2 separate regions of the Homo sapiens genome follow, and region 1 is linked to region 2. A link is an interaction called in ENCODE POLR2A ChIA-PET data of the cell type or tissue named here. Cell type or tissue: GM12878. All regions are shown on one strand.

What was found. ChIA-PET counts read pairs that join two places held together with the same protein. Peaks named below come from ENCODE experiments on the same cell type or tissue, not always from the same donor. Only the 100,000 strongest peaks of a DNase experiment are listed, where the experiment ranks them.
Region 1: POLR2A ChIA-PET joins it to region 2 with 6 read pairs; 5 of 35 experiments call an interaction of 5 or more read pairs at or near these places.

The regions. Positions count from the first base shown.
Region 1 is chr3:138,716,345-138,718,844 of GRCh38, reverse strand. All of the region lies in intron 8 of PIK3CB (phosphatidylinositol-4,5-bisphosphate 3-kinase catalytic subunit beta), which reads left to right. Among named protein-coding and RNA genes, the nearest start is that of FAIM, 110 kb to the right of the region's middle. In GM12878, no CTCF peak of the experiment used is centred here; a DNase peak (open chromatin) is centred at 1,214.
Region 2 is chr3:138,897,549-138,900,048 of GRCh38, reverse strand. LOC124906289 (a long non-coding RNA gene) reads left to right here. Exons shown (of 2, transcript XR_007096114.1): 2 at 1-294. Among named protein-coding and RNA genes, the nearest start is that of LINC01391, 45 kb to the left of the region's middle. In GM12878, no CTCF peak of the experiment used is centred here; no DNase peak of the experiment used is centred here.

The DNA.
Region 1 (2,500 bases), 180 kb after region 2:
TGATCTTCAGCAAAGTTGACAAAAACAAGCAGTGGGGAAAAGACTCCCTATTCAATAAATGGTGCTGGGATAACTGGCAAGCCGTATGTAGATGATTGAAGCTGGACTCCTTCCTTACACCATAAACAAAAGTCAACTCAAGGTGGATTAAAGACTTAATGTAAATGTACACTTATATTTACTTTACATGTAAAACCTCAAACTATAAAAACCCTGGAAGACAACCTAGGCAATACCATCCTGCACTTAGGAATGGGCAAAAATTTTATGACAAAGACACCAAAAGCGATCACAACAAAAGCAAAAATTGACAAGTGGGATTTAACTAAACGTAAGAGCTTCTGCAGAGCCAAAGAACCTATCAACAGAGTAAACAGCCTACAGAATGGGAGAAAATATTTGCAAACTATGCATCAGACAAAGATCTATTAGCCAGTATCTATAAGGAATTTAAACAAATTTATAAGAAAAAAAACATTAAAAGTGGGCAAATGACATGAACAGACACTTTTCAAAAGAAGACATACATGCGGCCAACAAGCATATGCAAAAAAGCTTAATGTCACTGATCATTAGAGAAATGCAAATCAAAACCACAATGAGATACCATCTCACACCAGTCGCAATGGCTATTGTTAAAAAGTCAAAAAATAAGAGATGCTGGTGAGGTTGTGGAGAACACATACACACTGCTGGTGGGAGTGTAAATTAGTTCAACCATTGTAAAAAGCAGTATGGCGATTCCTTAAAAAACTAAAAGCAGAACTACCATTTGACCCATCAATCCTATTACTGGGTATATACCCAGAGGAATAGAAATCATTCTAGCATAAAGACACATGCATGCGAATGTTCATTGCAGCACTATTCACAATTGCAAAGATGTGGAATTAACCTAAATGCCCATCAGTGACAGATTGGATAAAGAAAATGTGGTACATGATCACCATGGAGTACTGTGCAGCCATAAAAAAGAATGAGATCATGTCTTTAGGGAACATGGGTGGAGCTGGAGGCTATTATCCTTAGCAAACTTATGCAGAAATAGAAAACCAAATGCCGCATGTTCTCACTTATAAGGAAGCTAAATGATAAGAACTTATGAACACAAAGAAGGAAGCAACAGACACTGGAGCCTACTTGAGGGTGAAGCGGGGAGGAGGGAGAAGAGCAGAAAAGGTAACTGTTGGGTACTAGGCTTAATGCCTAGATGATGAAATAATCTATACAACAAACCCCTGTGACAACAGCTTACCTATGTAACGAACCTTCACATGTACCCCCAAACCTAAAATGAAAGTTTAAAAAAAAACCACAAAAAATTTCTATTTTCATTCATGGTTTCATTTAATGAGTTTTGGATTGACTGTGGTCATTTTGCTGTTATGTCTGTATATAGGGTCTTACATTTGGACATTCAGCCATTTTATAATACTTTCTGGGCTATTTAAAAATATTTAAAGGTAACATTATATAAAATAAAATCAAAGATCATTGATTTTAATATTTGTCCCCCTTTAATCAGAGGAGACAACAATCACCAATATTCCAGCTATCCACTATAAACTACTTCTTTTTTTTTTTTTTTTTTGAGACAGCGTCTCACTCTGTTGCCCAGACTGGAGTGCAGTGGCACAATCTTGGCTCACTGCAACCTCTGCCTCCTGGGTTCAAGCAATTCTCCTGTCTCAGCCTCCTGAGTAGCTGGGACTGCAGGCGTGTGCCACCGTGCCCAGCTAATTTTTGTATTTTTAGTAGAGACCGAGTTTTACCATGTTGGCCAGGATGGTCTTGATCTCTTGACCTCATGATCCGCCTGCCTCGGCCTCCCAAAGTGCTGGGATTACAGGCATGAGCCACCGTGCCCAGCCTGTAAACTACTTTTATTTGTATTCTTCACACAGTTTACAAGGTGAACATGCTTTTTTTTTTTTTTTTTTTTTTTTTTTTTGAGACACAATCTTTCTCTGTCACCCAGGCTGGAGTGTAGTGGTTCAGTCTTGGCTCACTGCAACCCGCCTCCTGGGTTCAAGTGATTCTTCTGCCTCAGCCTCCTGAGTAGCTGGGATTACAGGTGCTCTCCACCACACCCAGCTAATTTTTGTATTTTTAGTAGAGATGGTGTTCCACCATGTTGGCCAGGCTGGTCTTGAACTCTTGACCTCAAGTGATCCACCCACCTCAGCCTCCCAAAATGCTGGGATTACAGGCGTGAGACACTGCACCTGGCTGTGCTTTTGATAATATTTTGCTATAGTATAGTATTTTGATGGTATGTTGCGTTATACTGTTTTTCATTTAAGGTTACATCATAAATCAACTTTTTCTTTGTATACAGCATAGACTTCATGATGAATTGAAAGTAGGAGACAGAGGTGACTGAGTAGCTGCTGGTACCATTGTCACTGTGGTAGAAAGAACATGTGTGATTATGGTTAGTCAGCTTCTAAGGTAGATTTTTGTTTGAGTTTGATCTGAGAGAGACTTGCACAGGTTTATA
Region 2 (2,500 bases):
CTGAAGCTTCCCAAAGTGTAGGGATTACAAGCGTGAGCCACCGTGCCCAGCCTCTACCCAACTCTTTTAGGACACATTCCCAGGAGCCTAGCTACGTGGAGAATAGCTAAAGCCCCAGCCTTCAACCCTTGCTTAACTCATAGAGGACTGCCATGTGAGTGAGCCAACTCAGAGGCAAATTCTCAGTTAGCTGATTTGCCCCAGCTGATGGTGCATGGAGCAAAATGAGCCTTCCCCATGAAGCCCTGCCCAAAATACAGATATATGAGCAAAATAAATGATTGTTGTTTTGAAGCCACTGAGTTTTGGAGTGTTTCACTATGGAGCAATAGTAACTGAACTCAGGCCTAAATACCAAGGAGTCAGCCATGAGGAAATCTTCATAGAGCATTTTAAGCATAGCCAACAACAAATCCCATGGCTTGAAGACAGGAACAAGCTTGGCACACTGAGGAACAGAGACGGTCAGGTAGCTGAGGGGGAGAGCCCTAAGAAGCGTGGTTGGAGAGGAAGGCTGAGCCACATTAAAGCCTCTTGGGCCATGAAGAAGTCTGAAATGATCAAAAGTTCAGTAGGAGTTCATTCTCCTCATAGCCGCAAGAGCCAACAAGGGTTGTGAGCAAGGCAATGATGGGATTTATTGTCTTAAAAGATGGCTCCAGAAGCTATGGGGAGAATGATACGTAGCAGTATGAAAGTGGAAGCAGATGCTGGGCACGGTGGCTCATGCGTGTAATCCCAGCACTTTGGGAGGCCGAGGAGGGTGAAGAGCTTGAGCCCAGGAATTCAAGACCAGCCTGGGCAACATGGCAAAACCTTGTCTCTACAAAAAATACAAAAATTAGCTGGGCATTGTGGTGTGCACCTGTAGTCCCAACTCCTCAGGAGGCTGAGGTGGGAGGATCACTTGAGCTGGGGAGGCAGAAGTTGCAGTGAGCTGAGATCATGCCACTGCACTCCAGCCTGGGTAATAGAGCAAGACTGAATCAAAAGGAAAAAAAAAAAAAGGAAAGAAAGGAAGAAAGAAAGAAAAGAAGGAAGGAAGGAGGGAGGGAGGGAAGGAAGAAAGGATGAAAGAAAGAAAGAAAGAACCAACAGTGGAAGCAAGGAGATCAGTTAGCAATTGTCCAAGATGAACACAGTTGACACCCAATAGTGAGGAGAAGAAGATAGACTCCAGGCACATTTTGTAGAGGCAATAAGCTTTGCTGATAAGATGAGAGGTGAGGGACAAGGAAGAATAAAAGCAAACCTCTAGGTTTTTGTCTCAAGCAGACATGTGAATGACAGTGCTGTTGGCTAGATGAGAAAGGCTTGGAGAGGAACAGGGTTGGGGTGGGATAAACCTTCCCCTTCCCTCAGGATATCTGATTTCAATGTGGTTGTAGAAAGAATCCAAGCTGGCTAAATAATTCTCACTAAGCAGTTACCAGGAGGCAAGTACAGAGCTTCCGACTCTGGTAGGGGTGGAGATTCTGATAACTACTTGGCTTGCCTTAGGAATTCCTTTCTATTTATGTGTTTGCCTATATAGCTTTTAGAGTCTCTATGCAGAGTGTGGTTGTTATAATTACTATGGCAAAAATCCCAGCTGGAAGCTAAAACACACCCAAAGGAGGAAATTGAACTCAACATGTAGGAGACCCAGCCAAGTGCTTTTCCCAAACCATACTGCTTTAGCCAGTCTGGAGAAGAGCTCCTGAGTGACCAAGAGGAAGGAACCAGGCCTTAGGTACCTACTGAAAAAATGGCTAATAAGAGACAGGGGAACAAACTACAAACTCCTGGAAGGACTCCCAAAGCAGGCAGAAGACCTAGGCTCTAGAGAGCAGCTTCTGCATCTCCCCTATAGGGAGAGGGAGAAGGATGGACCCTAGAGTGGCACAAGAGTAGAAAGGATCCCAGGCCAGGCCACACCTACAACCCTTCCTTAGTTTCCCTCTCTCGCCCCAGTTTGAAGAACTTCGCTGCTCCACTGAATTCCCTCCCTCTAGAGGACGCAGCTCCAAAGCTCAGAAGGAAACTGCTCTCTTCACTTGGTCCTAAGGGAGGGTCATTCACCTGTGCTGGCTTCTTTTTTTTTTTTTAGACAGAGTCTCACTCTGTCACCAGGCTGGAGTACAGTGGTGCGATCTCGGCTCACTGCAACCTCCGCCTCCCGGATTCAAGCGATTCTCCTGCCTCAGCCTCCTGAGTAGCTGAGATTTCAGGCACGTACCACCACACCTGGCTAATTTTTGTATTTTTAGTAGAGATGGGGTTTCACCATGTTGGTCAGGCGGGTCTCGAACTCCCAACCTCAGGTGATCCACCCATCTTGGCCTCCCAAAGTGCTGGGATTACAGGCATGAGCCACCGCACCCAGCCAGCTCTGGCTGGCTTCTTGAAGATCACCATATAGGACCCTGGGTTGAATTGGTCAGCAGAGGGAAACAGGGTATCCAGTCAAGCTCTACAGGAGCAAAGGATGGGCAGTCAGAGCGGCAGGGACAGGGCACTT